Linked DNA regions of Homo sapiens: region 2 is linked to region 1. A link is an interaction called in ENCODE POLR2A ChIA-PET data of the cell type or tissue named here. Cell type or tissue: OCI-LY7. All regions are shown on one strand. Each heading gives the region's core, and the rest is flanking DNA. Links, peaks and the distances in the headings are about the cores only.

The links. ChIA-PET counts read pairs that join two places held together with the same protein. Peaks named below come from ENCODE experiments on the same cell type or tissue, not always from the same donor. Only the 100,000 strongest peaks of a DNase experiment are listed, where the experiment ranks them.
Region 2: POLR2A ChIA-PET joins it to region 1 with 15 read pairs; 13 of 35 experiments call an interaction of 5 or more read pairs at or near these places.

The regions. Positions count from the first base shown.
Region 1 is chr16:8,992,202-9,003,109 of GRCh38, forward strand. No RefSeq gene overlaps it. Among named protein-coding and RNA genes, the nearest start is that of USP7, 34 kb to the left of the region's middle. RefSeq lists enhancers at 1-85, 4,751-5,045. In OCI-LY7, for the core only: no CTCF peak of the experiment used is centred there; no DNase peak of the experiment used is centred there.
Region 2 is chr16:8,940,104-8,948,103 of GRCh38, forward strand. The region is part of intron 1 of USP7 (ubiquitin specific peptidase 7); the gene reads right to left. Among named protein-coding and RNA genes, the nearest start is that of USP7-AS1, 19 kb to the right of the region's middle. RefSeq lists an enhancer at 4,580-4,779. In OCI-LY7, for the core only: CTCF peaks have their summits at 4,730, 5,019, 6,679 and 6,883; DNase peaks (open chromatin) are centred at 4,568 and 6,648; H3K4me3 peaks cover 1,999 bases; H3K27ac peaks cover 406 bases.

The DNA of each region.
Region 1 (10,908 bases), core at 1,404-9,403:
TCATGATGGCACCACTGCACTCCAGGCTGAGTGACAGAGCAAGACTCTGTCTGAAAAAAAAAAAAAAAAAAAAAAAAAAAAAAAGGAAAAAGAGAAAAACAGCCAGGCGTGGTGGGTCACGCCTGTAATCCCAGCACTTTGGGAGGCTGAGGTGGGTGGATCACGAAGTCAAAAGATGGAGACCATCCTGGCCAACATGATGAAACCACATTTCTACTAAAAATACAAAAATTAACCAGGCATGGTGGCGCGCACCTGTAGTCCCAGCTACTTGGGAGGCTGAGGCAGGAGAATTGCTTGAACCTGGGAGGTGGAGGTTGCGGTGAGCCGAGATTGCACCAGTGCACTCCAGCCTGGGCAACAAGAGCGAAACTCCATCCCAAAAAAACAAAACAACAACAACAATAAAAAAAAAAAATCACCCCCCCCAAAACAATAGGCTTATTTTAAGCAGGGCACCACTTATGCTATAAACATTGCTTCTTATTTTATTGCTATAAACATTGATGATTATTCCCCTATCCCTATGCAAATCAACACAGTGGGAAGATAAAGCAGATAGCAGGTTTGGTACCTGGTGGTCCCTGTCTCCTCTGCAGAGGTCAGGGATGCCTCTGAGAGACCGTGCTTATTTTTGTCTCTTGCAGTTTGTGACAACCACATGCACTCTGCGTCCCAGGGTAGCCCCTGGCTCGCAGCGGCCAGCAGAGCCGGATTCTATGTAAGATGCAAAATGAGACCTGATGTGCGGCTGCTCCAGTTACTCATTTCCTCAGAGGGCTGCTGTGATGGGCAGAATCATGGCTCCCCAAACATGTCCACACCCTAATCCCCAGAACCTGTGCATATGTTACCTCACGTCAAGCAGAAATTAAGATTGCTAATCAGCTATTTTTGATTTTTATTTTCTTTTTAAAGACAAGGTCTTGTTCTGTCACCCAGGCTGGAGTGCAGTGGTGCAGTCTTGGCTTACTGCAACCTCTGCCTCCTGGGTTCAAGCGATTCTGCTGCCTCAGCCTCCAGAGTAGCTGGGATTACAGGCGCCCACCAGCACGCCCAGCTAATTTTTGTCTTTTTAGCAAAGATGTGGTTTCACCATGTTGGCCAGGCTGGTCTCAAACTTCTGGCCTCATGTGATCTTCCTGCCTTGGCCTCCCAAAGTGCTGGGATAACAGGTGTGAGCCACTGCACCTGATCCAAGCTGATTTTATTTTTTATTTATATATATATTTTTTGAGATGGAGTCTGGCTCTGTTGCCCAGGCTGGAATGCAGTGGCGGGATCTTGGCTCACTGCAACCTCTGCCTCCTGGGTTCAAGAGATTCATCTGCCTCAGCCTCCCGAGTAGCTGGGATTACAGGTGAGTACCATCGAGCCCAGCTAATTTTTGTGTTTTTAGTAGAGACAGGGTTTCACCGTGTTGACCAGGCTGGTCTCAAACTCCTGACCTTAAGAGATCTGCCTGCCTCAGCCTCCCAAAGTTTTGGATTACAGGCCACAGCCACCACACTCACCCTGGCCAGCGTTTCTTTTTTCTTTTTCTTTTCTTTTTTCTTTTCTTTTTTTTTCTTTTTTGAGATGGAGTTTTGCCCTTGTTGTCCGGGCTGGAGTGCAATGGTGCAATCTCAGCTCACCGCAACCATCGCCTCCCAGGTTCAAGCGATTCTCCTGCCTCAGCCTTCTGAGTAGCTGTGATTACAGGCATGTGCTACCACATCTGGCTAATTTTGTATTTTTAGTAGAGACAGGGTTTCTCTATGCTGATCAGGCTGGTCTCGAACTCCTGACCTCAAGTGATCTGCCTGCCTTGGCCTCCCAAAGTGCTGAGATTACAGGCATGAGCCACCGCGCCTGGCCTTTCTTTCTTTCTGTTTTTGAGACAGGATCTCATCCTGTTGCTGAGGCTGGAGTGCAGTGGCGTGATCTCTGCTCCCAGGCTCAAGTGATCCTTCTGCCTCAGCCTCCCAAGTAGTTGGGACCACAGGCATGTGCCACCACGACCAGCTAATTTTTGTATTTTTAGTAGAGACGGGGTTTCAACATGTTGCCCAGGCTGATCTCGAACTCCTGAGCTCAGGTGATCCACCCATCTCGGCCTCCGAAAGTGCCGGGATTATAGACGTGAGCCACTGTGCCCGACCCCTGGCCAGTGTTTCTGATGGCTTCCATTTCTGGGCCCTCCTGGGGCCTTTAGGTTTTGCAAGATGCTATAAGGATACTGATCCTTATAGCAAACCCTCCCTTTTGCTTAAGATAGCTGCATTCCTGGCTCAGCAGATGCCTAACAACAGAGGAAGCATTTGGTTACAGCTATCATTCTCCTGTATTGACAGGGAGAGACTTGCCAAACACCCCGGAGAGGTGAGATTGGGATTATACCCAGTTTACCAAGGAAGAGTTGGTGGTGGTGATGCTGGGTGTCCCTGGAGGTAGTGATGAAAAATGATGTTTGACTCTTTGTGGTTGATGGATGAGAATATACCCACTTCCACCCCCCTGAACTGTAGCTATTCTAGGAAGCAGCTCTGGCATCAGTGAGAGTAGCTTCCACAAGGAGAATGCTCCATGGGTATATTAAAAGAAATCCTTTCCATGAACCCTAAAAGCGTCCTGCTAGACAGTTTGACTACAGGTCTTTTCCATTTCTCTGGGTCACAAGGCCCAGGACAGTGAGTCCATGTCATTTTCACGGTGAATGTGGTGATTTCTCCCTGCTCTGTAAAACACCAGGAGTAGGATTATTTTATATCAGATCCATGATTTGTTTGTTTGTTTGTTTGAGACAGGGCCTCACTCTGTCGCCCAGGCTGGAGTGCAGTGGCACTGTCTTGGTTCACTGCAACTTCCCTTTCCCAGGTTCAAGCGATTCTCCTGCCTCAGCCTCCTGAGTAGCTGGGATTACCGGCACCCGCCACCCTACCCAGCTAATTTTTGTATTTTTTAGTAGAGACAGGGTTTTGCCATGTTGGCCAGTCAGCCTCCCAAAGTGCTGGGATTACAGGTGCGAGCCACCCAGCCCGGCCAGATCCATGATTTCATAATATGGATTGATCTACTCTGCAAACATAGCATAACCTTGTGTACATCTTTTTTTTTTTTTTTTTTTTTTTTTTTTGAGACGGAGTCTCGCTCTGTCCCCAGGCTGGAGTGCAGTGGCGCGATCTTGGCTCACTGCAAGCTCCGCCTCCTGGGTTCACACCATTCTCCTGCCTCAGCCTCTTAAGTAGCTGGGACTACAGGCACCCGCCACCATGCCTGGCTAATTTTTTTGTATTTTTAGTAGAGATGGGGTTTCACCGTGTTAGCCAGGATGGTCTCGATCTCCTGACCTCGTGATCCGCCCGCCTCGGCCTCCCAAAGTGCTGGGATTACAGGCGTGAGCCACCGCACCTGGCAACCTTGTGTAAATCTAAATGTCGCCTGCTAGGTCACAGTACCCTCAGTGATAACACGACGTGCTTGGAAGAGGTGGCTGCGGTCCTTTGGCTTAAGGGACTGTGTAGTTGAATGTGCATTTTCTTTCTTTCTTTTTTTGAGACAGAGTCTTGCTCGGTCAACCAGGCTGGAGTGCAGTGGCGCTATCTTGGCTCACTGCAACGTCGGCCTCCTAGGTTCAAGCAGTTCTCATGCCTCAGCCTCCCGAGTAGCTGGGACTACAGGCACTCGCCACCATGCCTGGCTGACTATTTTGTATTTTTAGTAGAGATGGGGTTTCACTATGTTGGCCAGGCTGGTCTCGAACTCCTGACCTCAAGTGATCCGCCTGCCTCAGCCTCCCAAAGTGCTGGGATTACAGGCGTGAGTCACCGCTCCCTGCCACAATGTGCATTTTCATCTCCTTTTCTCTACGTTTCTCTGGGAGAACTTCAGGTGGTCCTGTCTCTTCTCATCTCTCCGTATGCCTAAGGCTGGTCAGACTGACTCCTCCCCCTGGCCACTGGATTGGCTCAATAGACAGGCATGTGACTCAGGCTGGACCAATCAGAATTTTCTCTAGGATTGGCCAGGCACAGCGGCTCAAGCCTGTAATCCCAGCACTTCGAGAGGCTGAGGCGAGGGGATCACTTGAGGTCAGGAGTTTGAGACCAGCCATGGTGAACATCGTGAAACCTGGTCTCTACTAAAAATACAAAAATTAGCCAGGTGTGGTGGTGCACGCCTGTAGTCCCAGCTACTCTGGAGGCTGAGGCACAGGAATCGCTTGAACCTGGGAGATGGAGGTTGCAGTGAGTCGAGGTCAAGCCATTGCACTCCAGCCTGGGCGACAGAGCGAGACTCCATCTCAAAACAAAACAAAACAAAACAACAAAAAACAACAAAAATTGCTAGGATCCCTTCTAGGATTTAGGAAGGGACAATTTAGGATCCCAAAGCTCAAGCTTCATGACTCTCCCGTGAAGGCACCTCTGTTTGCACCCCAGAATCAGTCACTTCATTTGTTTTCAGTTATTACTTTCTTCTGAACATTATGTCAGATTAAGCTAAAGCATTGTGTCCTGACTGCATTAGCCTCTGTCTACAAGGCTCCTGATAGCTGGCAAATGGTTAAGAATATTTATACTGTTTCTGTGTTAACTGTATCAAAAAAAATTAATCTCACCGGTACTCTCTGTTCTCTCTTTTAGTAACCAATTTAGCAGCTCCGTGCACTCAATTCAGCTCCTACTAACAACACAGAAAAGCTTAATAATAGGTGTGAGATACTGTGCTAAGTGCTTTAAAGACATTTTCTTATTTAATCTTGTTGAGAACCCCGAGAGGCAGCATAAGGGACACTGTGGATTGCAACTCTGCATCCACTCTGCATTTTCTTAAGACCAAACGCCTGCATGTAGCCCATGTGACTGCGGGGGGCCAGCCCCACTCCCAGCTCCAGGGATGGGCTCTGATTGGTCTGAACATGGTTATCCCATTTCCCTGCCTGTGATTGGTTCAAGTAGACAGACCTAAGCCAATCAGCTTCAGGCATCCCACCATGTGAATGGGTTCTCAGTCTATGGGTGGGTATGAGACTTATATTCGACCAATTATATTGAAAGGAAGGAATTTTATTTCACGATGGGGAAGGACTGTCTATTGCTCACTGGATATGAACAACAAGGCATGTGGCCTGAATTATCACCAGAAGCCATCTAGCAAACACGAAAAACAAAAACAAAAACAAAAACAAAAATACCCCACAACTTTGAGGCTGGGATGAGGGTTTATGAACCCAGGAGTTTGAGGATGCAGTGAGTTATCATAGTGCCACTATGCTCCAGCCTGGGTGACATAGCCAGACCGTGTTTCCAAACAAAAGCGAAAACGAAATGAATCTTAACCTGAAGGTGAACCTTAGATATAGAGATGGAAAGTTTCTGGGTCCTTGGTGACCAGGTTCAGCTTCTTGATCAGCCTTTTCTTTTTTATTTTTTTTTTTAGACGGAGTCTTCCTGTGTCACCTAGCTGGAGTGCAGTGGCACGATCTCGCCTCACTGCAGCCTCCGCTTCCCGGGTTCAAGCGATTCTCCTGCCTCAGCCTCCCGAGTAGCTGGCACCATAGGCGCCTGCCACCACGCCTAGCTAATTTTTGTATTTTTAGTAGAGACGGGGTTTCACTGTGTTGGCCAGGCTGGTCTCAAACTCCTAACCTCATGATCCGCCCGCCTCAGCCTCCGAAAGTGCTGGGATTACAAGCGTGAGCCACCACGCCAGGCCTTTTTTTTCTTTTTCTTTTTTTTTTTTTTTAAGACGGAGTTTGGCTCTTGTCCCCTAGGTTGAAGTGCAGTAGCGCGATCTCAGCTCACTGCAACCTCCGCCTCCCGGGTTCAAGCGATTCTCCTACCACAACCTCCCGAGTAGGTGGGACTGCAGGCGTGAGCCACCTCACCGGGCACTGGATACTGGATCAGCCATTTCTGAAGGCCAGAAATGGCCTTCTGGGATTTTTGCTATGTGGGATAATATATTCTCTTATGGTTCTAACCAATTTCTGTTCCTTACAGCCAAAAACATCTGGTGGATATATGTAGATATTACTCTCATTTCACATTTGAGAAAACTGAACTCAAAGAAGTTATGTAATATAAATGAGTCACTCAGCTAGTAAATGGCACAGCTGGGTCTGTCTGGCTTCCAGGCTAATGCCCTTAATCACACCAGTATGAGGATTAGCTTGAAGCATCCATGTCCTATCACCCCCGTTTCTGCAAGACAACTCATAACAACAACAGGAATAATGGGAGCTAATAATTGTTGAATATCTATCATGTATCAGGCACTGTTGTTTTTCTCTTTTTTTTTTTTTTGGTTTTTTGTTTGTTTTTGAGACTGAGTTTTGCTCTTGTCACCCAGGCTGGAGTGCAATGGTGTGATCTTGGCTCACTGCAACCTCCACCTCCCAGGTTCAAGCGATTCTCCTGCCTCAGCCTCCTGAGTAGCTGGGATTACAGGCGCCTGCCACCACGCCCATCTAATTTTTTGTATTTTTAGTAGAGACGGGGTTTCGCCATGTTGGGCAGGCTGGTCACTCCTGCCCTCAGGTGATCCACCTGCCTCGGCCATGCTGGTATTACAGGTGTGAACCACCTTGCCCAGCCATTCAGGCACTGTTTTAAGTGATTAACCTGCATTCATTCCTTTTTTAAATTATTATTATTATTTTATTTTTTGAGACGGAGTCTTGCTCTGTCCCCAGGCTGGAGTGCAGTGGCGCTATCTCGGCTCACTGCAGACTCCGCCTCCCGGGTTCACGCCATTCTCCTGCCTCAGCCTCCCGAGTAGCTGGGACTACAGGCGCCCGCCACCACATCCGGCTAATTTTTTGTACTTTTAGTAGAGACAGGGTTTCACCGTGTTAGCCAGGATGGTCTCAATCTCCTGACCTCGTGATCTGCCCGCCTCGGCCTGCCAAAGTGCTGGGATTACAGGCGTGAGCTACCGCGCCCGGCCTAACCTGCATTCATTCTTTAAAATAGTCACTTTTTTTTTTCTTTTTTTGAAACAGAGTCTTGCAGCCTTGACCTCTCGGGCTCAAGTAATCCCCCAGCCTCAGCCTCCTGAATAGCTGGGACTACAGGTGTGTGCCACCATGGCTATTTTTTTTTTTTTTTTTTGAGATGGAATCTTGCTGTCACCCAGGCTGGAATGCAGTGGCATGATCTCGGCTCACTGCAACCTCCACCTCCCAGGTTCAAGCGATTCTCCTGCCTCAGCCTCCTGAGTAGCTGGGATTACAGGCACCTGCCACCATGCCAGGTTAATTTTTGTATATTTAGTAGAGACGGGGTTTTGCCATGTTGGCCATGCTGGTTTCAAACTCCTGATCTCAGGTTATCTGCCTGCCTCAGCCTCGCAACGTGCTGGGATTACAGATGTGAGCCCCTGCGCCTGGCCTTATTTATTTATTTATTTATTTATTTATTTATTTATTTATTTTGAGATGGAGTCTCACTCTGTAGCATAGGCTGAAGAGCAGTGGCTCGATCTTGGCTCATTGGAACCTTCGCCTCTCGGGTTCAAGCAATTCTCCTGCCTCAGCCTCCCCAGTAGCTGGGATTACAGGCATGGGCCACCACACCCAGCTAATTTTTGTATTTTTAGTAGAGACAGGGTTTCACCATGTTGGCCAGGATGGTCTCAAACTCCTGATCTCAGGTGATGTGCCTGCCTCGGCCTCTCAAAGTGCTGAGATTACAGGTGTGAGCCACCATGCCTGGCTTTTTTTTTTTTTTGAGACAGGGGTCTGGGACTGTTTTCCCAAGCTATAGTGCAGTGGCACAATCATGGCTCACTGTAGCCTTGAACTCCTGAGCTCGAGCAATGCTTCCAACTCAGCCTCCCTACTAGCTGGTAGCTGGGACTAAAAGTGTGCACCACCACGCCTGACTAATTTTTGTATTGTTTTGTAGAGATGGGCTGGGGGGGTGGTGGGGAGTTGGCCATGGCTGGTCTCAAACTTTCGGACTCAAGTGATCCACCTGCTTTAGCCTCCCAAAGTGCTGGGATTACAGGCTTGAGCCTCTGTGTCCAGACAATTCTTTAAAAATTTTTTTCAGAGATGAGGTCTCACTATGTTGCCCAAGCTGGTCTTGAATTCTTGGGTTCGAACTATCTCACCACTTTGGCCTGTCAAAGTGTTGGGATTACAGGTGTGAGACACTGTGCCTGGCCTTTTTATTTGTTGATTTATTTTGAGACACAGTTTCACTCTGTCACCCAGGCTGGAGTGCAGTGGAGTGATCTCGGCTCACTGCAACCTCCACCACCCAGGTTCAAGCGATTCTTGTGCCTCAGCCTCCTGAGTAGCTGAGATTACAGGCGTGCGCCACCATGCCCAGCTAATTTTTGTATTTTTAGTAGAGACGGGGTTTTACCATGTGGCCAGGCTTGTCTCAAACTCCTGATCTCAGGTGATTCGCCCATCTCAGCCTCCCAAAGTGCTGGGATTACAGGCCTGAACCACTGTGCCCAGCCTCTTGCATATCATTAATTTAGGAGCGGAAAACCTTTCCAAGTGTACAAAAAGGATGCTAACCACATGCTCACTGCTTGTCTAAGTGCTTAATATGTACTCCTTGCAACAACCCCCAAGGTAAGTTATATTATTATCATTCCTCCTTATAGATAGACAGGTGTGCCTCCTGAGGCACAGAGAGATTAAGGAATTTGTCTAAGGTCACACAGCAGTATGAAACAGAGCAGAGATTTCAACCTAGAAAGTCCGACTAATCACACACAATGGTGAACTCCAGCATTTAACTTACTAGGGGAAGAAAGGAAGGAGCTTTTTTGTTTTGGAGATGGAGTCTCCCTGTGTCACCCAGGCTGGACTGCATTGGCAAGATCTCAGTTCACTGCAACCTCTGCCTCTTGGTTCAAGTGATTCTCCTGCCTCAGCCTCTCGAGTGGCTGGGACTACAGGTGTGAGCCACCAAGCCTGGCTAATTTTTTTTGTTTTTTTTTTTGCATTTTGAGTAGAGATGGGGTTTTGACATGTTGGCCAGTCTGGTGTAAAACTCCTGACCTCAGGTGATCTACCCACCTTGGCCTCCCAAAGCAGTGGGATTACAGGGATGAGCCACCGAGCCTGGCCGGAAGGAGCTTCCAAAATGTTAGTTAAAGCACCCCAATCCCTTGCTGGGCCTAGTTAATACTTTTTAAGTTGAGATGATAATATTTTGCACATACTGGGTTAAATAAAATATGTCGCTAAAATTATTTCCACCTGTTTCTTCTTGCTTTTTTTTTTGAAACAGAGTCTTGCTCTGTCACCCAGGCTGGAGTGCAGTGGTAGGATCATGGCTCACTGCAGCCTCGACCTCCCAGGCTCAAATGATCCTTCCACCTCAGCTTCCTAAGTACCTGGGACCACAGGCAAGTGTCACCATACCTGGCTAATTTTATTTAACAAAAATTTTTGGTAGAGATGAGGTCTTTCTACATTGTGTTGAACTCCTGGGCTCAAGTGATCCACCCGATTCAGCCTCCCAAGTGCTGGGATTATAGGTGTGAGCCACTGCACCCGCCCCTTTACCAATCTTTTTTTTTTTTTTTGAGACAGAGTCTCACTCTATTGCCCAGGCTGGAGTGCAGTGGCACGATCTCGGCTCACTGCAACCTCTGCCTCCTGGGTTGAAGTGATTCTCCTGCCTTAGCCTCCTGAGTAGCTGGGATTACAGGCACGCACCACCAGGCCCAGCTAATTTTTTTGTATTTTTAGTAGAGATGGGGTTTCACCATGCTGGCCAGGCTGGCCTCGACCTCCTGATCTTGTGATCTGCCCGCCTCGGCCTCCCAAAGTGCTAGGATTACAGGTGCGAGCCACTGTGCCCAGCCTGCCTTTACCAATCTTAGACACCTCTTGGAATATTCCCTGGAATTATGACAACCCGCTGAGACTCCAAGCACCACTGCCAAATCCGTCTCCCAAAGCACCACTAAGCTCCTTTCCAAAAACCTGCCAGCACTGACTTCTGTGTGAGTGAGTCCAAATTTTCTAGACTGTCATGCAAGACCTTCTGATTAGCATCAGCTCTCTTAGCACATACAGGATGTGGCTGTGGCATCCCAGGGACCTGGATTCAAGTCATGCCTCCCCTTCTTGGTAGGTGTGTGATCCTAGGCAAGTCACTTCACTGTTCTGGCTTCCATTACCTCATCTGTGGAATGGGGATGATAATATGCACCTTGTAGGGACAATGATGTCTTCAGCACAGAGCTGAGTGTGCAATGAGCACTTACCACTGTGAATCCATATTATTATTACATGGTGTTTTCTTTTCTTTTTTTTTTTTGAGAAAGAGTCTCACTGTGTCACCCAGTCTGGAGTGCAATGGCTTGAATATAGCTCGCAGCAGCCTTGACCTGCCAGGCTTAAGTGATTCTCCTGCCTCAGCCTCCCAAGGAGCTGGGACCACATGGGTGTGCCACCACTCCTGGCTAATCTTTTTTTTTTTTTTTTTGAGACGGAGTCTTGCTCTGCCTCCCAGGCTGGAGTGCAGTGTCGCGATCTCAGGTCACTGCAAGCTCCGCCTCCTGGGTTCACGCCATTCCCATGCCTCAGCCTCCCGAGTAGCTGGGACTACAGGCACCCACCACAACGCCCCGCTAATTTTTTTGTATTTTTAATAGAGACAGGGTTTCACCGTGGTCTCTGTCTCTTGACCTCGTGATCCGCCCGCCTCAGCCTCCCAAAGTGCTGGGATTACAGGCGTGAGCCACCGCACCCGGCCGACTCCCAGCTAATCTTTAAATTTTTTGTAGAGACAGGGTCTTGCCATGTTACCCAGGCTGGTGTTGAACTCCTGGACTCAAGTGATCCTCCCACCGCAGCCTCCCAAACTGCTGGGATTACAGGTATGAGCCACCCACCCAGCTTACTTTGTGCTAATTTTTTGTTGTTGTTGTTGAGACGGAGTCTCACTCTAT
Region 2 (8,000 bases), core at 1-8,000, 54 kb before region 1:
AAAAAGGCTGTTTCCATCCAGGTTTTTCCTGTATTTTTGTGACTCCAAATGATGCTCTCACAAACAGCTCTGTCCTGTGGCTCCCATCCTGCTGCCTATCTACGCATCCTATAGCCAGGTCACCTGTCTAGGCATCCTACAGCCAGGTCATATACACATCTGGCCTCTGCAAGTAGCTAACCATGCTTTGTCCAATGGCAAATGTCAACACTGTTATCCAAGAACCAGAACACCGCCAAATGCTCTGGTGAGCTCCAGCACAGGACCAGCCTCCAGCACAGTGCTCAGGAGAACTCTTCGGCTTCTTGAACACAACGAGAGGCAGAAGGTGTACTAGGAATGTCCAAGAAGCTGGGCGCCACCATCAAGGCTGTTGATCAGAGTGGGAGGGCAGGGGTTACCTTGGGACCAGGCAACCCAGGGCGGGAGGTGGGGCAGTTACAGCAATGGCCCCTGCATCAGAAAGGGAGAGGTGGGAGCCTGTAAGCTCCCGAGGCATCCACAGAAACAGGGACGATGGTGGCAGCCAAAAAAGACGGAGTTACCACACTCCCTAAGAAGCTCCTGACCGCCATCTTCTAGACATTTCCAGGGAGTGGGAAAGATCAGAGGCTGTGGAGTGAGATCAATCCCCTCTGCGAGGCCTCTCCTAGGTGAAGCTCAAGCTGGCTTCAGGTAGGGCCCTGGAATATTAGCCGGACATGGTGGCGCACACCTGTAATCCAAGCTACTTGGGAGGCTGAGGCAGGAGAATCACTTATATACAGTGTCCAGAACCTGGAATATATACAGTCTCCAGAACCTGGAGGTAATCAAGTGGGGGTGAAGGTCATAATAGGATACAATAAAGTCAGGAATAGCAGGACAGAATTCTCTCTCCTCCCACTCCAGGACCCTTCTTCTCGTCCAGCACTCAGGGACTCAAGGTTCACCTTCCAGCCACTGATTGGAAAGTGGTAGGTGCTGGCCAGGCCACACTGCCCATGTTTGCCAAGGAGCTGCTGCCCAATTCACATGGGGCCCATGCCCCATGCCCATGAGGACCCCCCGCCCCACCACCAAATTACTTCCCAGCCCTCACGCCCTCTGTGCCTGACTGGATACCTGAAACCTCTTGGAAGGAGCCAATTCCAGAACATGAACCTAAGTGGAAAAATTAACTATGCTCAAACATAACCCTGAAAGCACCTTTCTAAGCTGCTACCATTAGCTAGGATTTCATGCATCCCCTAAAGGGTGGACATACCCTACATATCCTGCAGTCTGCGGTTAACAACTTTTTAACAAAGAAAACATCTTATTCTGTAGCCTAATACGTTACTTTTCCAGACAGGAAGGACCTGAGGGGTAAAGGCACGTATCTCCAGCCGCATTTCAGCAGAGCCCACCCTCTTCTCGCAGGTCAACCGACATGTCCAGTAACTTGTCCTAAGCCAAAACACATTTCGGCTTTTTTGTCCACGCACGATAGCAACATCAGAGTGTAAATAAGTTAGTCTGCCAATTCGCTTAGTATCTTCCTTCTAGTACCTTGTAGCCTTGCTTGGTACCAGGAAAGACAAAGACCAGGCCGTGTTGGTGTGGTGAGGAGTGAGGGGACGGGCAGAGCCAGGATCAGCTGTGTTGGGTGGTGCGTGCTGTGAAGTCAGGCCTGCCTCTCCCCAGGTGTGAGACCACCGGCCAGCCACTGACCCTTCCAAGCCTCCGTCTCTGACAGATGGGCTGGGCCCAGGGTTCGGCAGGGAACTGGGTGGACACGCCTCCTGGTCTCCTGGTGCTCACTAGGAAGTGGGAGGCAAGTCCCTTGGTGATCATTGCAATAGAGGGCAAACGCACACAGTGACAGCCACAGGGCTGGTTCATGTCCCTTAGTCATGAAGGAGGAGACAACTGGCAAGCACAGAGTGGCAAATTCTGTGGCAAGCACAGAGTGCAAGAAGCCTGCCGGCCAGAGATGGAAAAGTGCAGTCCAGGTAGAGCAAACCGCAACAGGAACAGGAACAGGGCAGTGGGAAGGGGAAGGTGGGCAGGGCCAAAGCTATGGAGGGCCTTGAAGGCCACGATAAGCATTCTTAACTTCACTCTAAAATGTTCCCTCCCAGCAGGTGCTCCACCCAATGAACAGGAAGCCATCCATGTCCTTGGGAGGTACTGGGACACTCGGAGTGACTGGGATGCCCAGTGGAGAGTCTGTCGGACCTGAGACAGCCCCAGCATGGGAATCCTGGTACCAGCCCTTGCCAAATATCAAGCAGTGGGGTCTGTCCCACCCTTATCACATGCTAGGGGTCTCCTGACAAGCTCCTTTGCTGTTCTGCAGCACTGTGAGGGTCTGACCACCTGCACCTCACCCCAGCCTGTCAAAGTAGATCCCTGTGTACTCTAAAACGGGGGCCCTCCTAAGTAACTCTGAATCCCTCTGGTCTTATTAACAATATTTGGCTTACGGCTTATTTATTTTTGAGACAGGGTCTCGCTCTGTTGGGCAGGCTGGAGTGCAGTGGTGCCACCATGGCTCACTGCAGCCATGACCTCCCAGGCTCAAGCAATCCTCCCACCTCAAGCTCTTGAGCAGCTGGGACTACAGGCGCACACCACCACACTCAGCTAGTTTCTGTATTTTTTTGTAGAGACTGGGTCTCACTATGTTGTCCAGGCTGGTCTTGAACTCCTGGCCTCAAGCAATCTCCCAGCTCGGCCTCCAAAAGTGTTGGGGTTACAGACATGAGCCACCACATCCAGCCACTTTGTGATTTTATACCCTCCAGTTATTTGGCCATATGCACCCTCATTAGGCTGGCTGGAAAGCCATTTCCAGGGGACAGTCCTGTCCTACTAAGCTAGGTTGCCTTCAGTTCTGTACCTTTTCAGGCACTGCGGGCCCTGAGGTCAGCCGACCACCTGGCTTTAAGGCAGTGGAGCCTGAGTGTTCAAAGTGGACCCACTTTGACGCTTTGCTCTATATGCTGAAATAATCCTGATGTAAATTAGCTATATGAAAACCAAGCCCCAAAGAAGGCCACATATAATATGTGATCCTTAAATAAAACTATTTGTTTGGAGCTTTCAGTTTAGCTTCATTATGTAAAAATCATCTGTTCCCTAGAGATCATCCTAACTACCAAAAGTGCCTGTCCAAACACTGATGATTGGTTTTAATGCTGTGTTGTGCACTGAGAGGGGTTTAATATACAGCACAAGTAAAGAGCTTATAATTACGCCTGTACTGCTTCTACATGTATAGTCTGCTCCGCAAAAGAAACAGGATTATCTGCTCAACTGTGCAGCACAATGCAAGTAGAAGTTGCAGCACGCACGGCCGGAACCGAGCTGCACAGATGCAGTTAGGGCAAGGGATGCCCCTACCTGGATGGAGATCTGTGACACACAAGAGCCAAAGGATCAACACCGAGAATGCAGGGCCCCAATGCCATGAGAAACACAAACGACTAACCAACAGGCTCCACCTCCCTCGTTAACGTGGGATACCACTCTTCCTCTGCTGGATTAACGGTGAAAAGCAATGGAGATGCCCACCAGTACTGAAGGTCTAGCATATGGGTAGAGTCGAATGGCTGGCGGGAACACACTTTTCTAGAGTCAACTGTCCTTCCCAAAGGCAATATGTATTAAAATCAAAATGTTGAATGTCCTTTCACTCATTTTGAAATGTTACCACAAAAACCCATTCCCCAAGAAAATGAGCATTCACGCTGGGGGATAAACACAAACAGTGCTTCGTGCACTGATGCACAACTTTAAACATAAGTTTAATTTTTCACAGGAAAACATTTTGGTTTTTAAAATTTCATTTCTCTATTAAATTTATTGTATTGCTTATTCTACAATAATTGGGTTTTAAAGCAAAACTATAAGGTGCGGGGGAGGCAGTATACAGGAGTTCAAGACCAGCCTGGGCAAACATAGGGAGACCCCCGTCTCTGAAATTAAAAACAAACAAAAAAGGATGAACTGGGACAATATCCATAATACATCAAGTATATAATGGTAGTTCCCTCTGAGGAACAGAAACTCTCCTTCTTGCCTTTTTGCTTGCATGTTTGAATGTTTCCGGGAATATGCATTACTCTTAAAACAAAAGCAAAAATACGCAGAGCAACAGAGGTGCAAAAAAAAAAAAGCACAGCCAAAATACTGGCTGAGGCTTGACACCCCCTTGGCAGCTGAGAGAGGGGGTGCAACAGCTGCCCGCCTGGAGTCAGGAGGAGGCCAGAGTCCTGGAACAAAGGAATTGCCTGGGCTATTTGTGGCCTGGAAGGTCCATTTACACCTTGGCAACTAAGTAGCAGCTTCCTCTCTTAAATGTCTGTTTTTCCCTAAAAATTATTTGAAAAGACAAGCCAGTTTGGGGACTGGGGATGAGGTCAGAGGTAGAAAGGAGATTTTTATACATACTCTTGGTTGTGCTAATGTAAGTCCTTTAAAAATAGTCAAACATAACCAACTTCAAACAGGTTCCTTTATTTGAATAAAACCACAAAAGGGAACAACCTAGCACAGAAAGAAAACTATTTTTTTCTCTTTTGCACCATGTCACAGGCTGCCAGTCTACTCTAGGCCACTGGAGACACAGACCACCATTCAGGTTTTAATCCCCTTTAGAGGGGACCTACTCAGACTCTCATGGAACACCTGCAATTCAAGGGCTGTCAGATCTTTTGAAAAACTAGCGTCAAAGGTATTTTGAAAAGTTCCTGGCGGCTGGACACAGTGGCTCATGCCTGTGATCCCAGCACTTGGGAGGCTGAAGTGAGGGGCAGATCGAATGAGGTCAGGAGTTCGAGATCAGCCTGGCCAATATGGCGAAACCTCGCCTCTACTAAAAATACAAAAATTAGCTGGGTGGACCGGGCGCAGTGGCTCACGCCTGTAATCCCAGCACTTTGGGAGACCAAGGCAGATGAAAGACCTGAGGTCAGGAGTTCAAGACCAGCCTGACCAAGATGATGAAACCCCATCTGTACTAAATAAAAATACAGAAATTAGCTGGGTGTGGTGGCGGGCGCCTGTAATCTCAGCTACTCAGGAGGTGGAGGTTGTAGTGAGCCGAGATCCTGCCACTGCACTCCAGCCTGGGCAACAAGAGCGAAATTCCATCTTCAAAAAAAAAATAGCCAGGTGTGGTGGTGCACACCTGTAATCCCAGCTACTCGGGAGGCTGAGGCACAAGAATCGTTTGTACCTGGGAGGTGGAGGTTGCAGTGAGCCAAGACCATGCCACTGTACTCCAGCTTGGGCAACACAGCAAGATGCTGTCTCAAACAAACAAACAAAAAGTTCCTGGGAAGACTAGTTGTCCAGAGAGTAGCAAAGGAAATCTTGTTTTATTTGTTCATGGGTTAGTGGGGGCTTTGGGAACAGTTCAACCTATAAACCAACAGACACCTTGAACATTTCTGTGCACTAGTGATGTACTGTGAATGCTAGCCATTCATAAGAGGAAAATCACTGAGACTGGGGACATACCGTGCCCATGGAGTGGGAGACAGCACAGTAAAGATGTTCTCCCCAAATTAATCCATACATTTAAACACAGTCCAATTAAAAAGCAGGATTTTTCATAGCTAAGGACAAGCTGATTCTAATATTTATATGGAACAATAAAAGATTGAGTAGGTAAAACAATTTTGAATAACACAGATCCACTGGGTGTGGTGGCTCATACCCTATAATCCCAGCACTTTAGGAAGCCAAGGCAAGAAGACTGCTTGAGGCCAGGAGTCAGAAACCAGCCTGGGCAACATAGCGAGACCCCACTTCCAAAAAAAAAGTAAAAATTAAAAAAAACAACAGCACTGATTGAGAAATCACATTACCTGATTATGAAGCTTCCATAATCAAGACAGCACTGCTGGCAAAGGAACGGACAGGGGAGAATGGAAGAGTCCAGAAACAGATCCCATTTGATTTTTGACAAAGGTACAAAAGCAATTCAACGGACAAAGACAGTCTCTAACAAAAGTCATGGAACAAATGGACTCTACAGCCCCTCCCCCACAAGACTCTCAACCTAAACCTCACACCTTATACAAAAGGTAGCTCACAATGAAATGTAAAACCCCAAGACTGTAAGAAAACACAGGAAAACATCTGTCATGATGGGTAGGGCAAATATTTGGACATAATACCAAAAGCAAGGTTCAAAAAAACAAAACACAACAACAACAAAAAAATGGCAGGCGGCGGTGGCTTAAGCCGGTAATCCCAGCACTTTGAGAGGCTGAGGCAGGAGGATCACTTGTGGCCAGGAGTTCAAGACCAGCCTGGCCAATATGGTGAAACCGCATCTCTAAATAAAGAAAAAAACTGTTGATCAACTTTGCTCCAGAAAGACTTATGCTCCAGAAAGAAGCTGTTAAGTGAATACACACGAGCTACAGACCAGCAGAAAATATCTGCAAATCGCGTATCTTACAAAGACTCAAATCTCAAATATATAAACAACAGTTCACAAAACTCAACAGCTGGACAAAACTCAACTAAAAAGTCAGAATAGCTGAACTGACACTCTGAAGAGCATACAGGCATGGCAAAGGCACACCTCCAATAATCTGGTCACTGGCCTATACCCCAGCCCCACACACCAGCAGATGCAAAGGCGGCCTCCACACAGCCACTCACGCTCAACCACTCAGCCATCTGCCAGCACGCAGAAGGCTCCACCTACAGAGCAAACAGCAGCAGGCGTTTCCAACAACGCCAATGTCTGGGCATATAAACTCAACTTTTTAATATAACTGTATAATAAAATGTATCAACATTTAGCAGACCTGTAAAACTTGATGAATCCATATTTTCCAAACGGCCAATAAATGCAACTGGAAAAAATCCACTGAAAGTGCATGACGAACTTAAGGTAATGGGGCGGGGTGAATTAACCTTCATTAAGTTACCACTTGTTTTGCTTTGCTGTAGTTATCAGAGAATAGTCAATCATTCAAAAAGGCTACTAAAGCATTCCTCCTGTTTTTTTCAGTATATCTCTGTAAGATTGGTTTTTTCATATTTTAATTAAAATTACACTGCAGCTGACTGAATGCACAAGCAGGTATGAAGTCTTCTATTACAACAGACAATAAAGAAATTTACAAAAATGTAAAGCAATGCCATTCCTCTCAATACACTTTTGGAAAATAATTATTTTTTATACAACATTACTTGGAAAATAATTATTTTTTATACAACATTACCATGTGCTGGTTTATTGTTTTTCCACAGCACTCCCCCCCCCAACACACACACACACAGGGTCTCACTCTTATCACCCAGGCCGAAGTACAGTGGTGCCATCTCGGCTCACTGCAACCTCCACCTCCCAGGTTCAAGCAACTATCCCACATCAGCCTCCTGATTAGCTGGACTACAGACATGCACCACCACACCCAGCTAATTTTTGTATTTTTAGAAAAGACTGGGTTTCACCATGTTGCCCAGGCTCGTCTCGAACTTCCGGCCTCAAGTGATCCACCCGCTTCAGCCTCCCAAAATGCTGGGATTACAGGTGTGCGCTTATTTTTCAATCAATAAACATTTAAGGTTGGCCTTAATTTCTATATGGTAAATAACAGTAGCTATAACCCACCCACCAAAAGCTCTTTAAGGGGTGAAGTCTTTTAGGACTTCGACAGGATCCTGCCATCAAAAACTTAGCTATTCCAGATGTGGGACTGCCTGATGGGTTTGTGCCATGCTGCCTCAGCTAGGTGGGCATGCCATGCCCCTCCCTGCACAGCTCCCACTTTTGAGACCCTCAGTGTGCAATTCGGAAGGTGGGAGTAAAGCAGCTGCCACATGCCATTATGCCTGGGGATTTCTCTGTCTCCAGGGTCTTTAGGCTCCATTACTGCCCTGGAAGCTTGGACATGGTGACAGGCACTTTGGAGCGCAGCACTGCCTGGCTCCCCACTCCCACCCACCACCTCTCGAAGACTGCATGCCCTGCAGACGTCAGTCAGCTCCAGCACCAGACCCAGATGCTA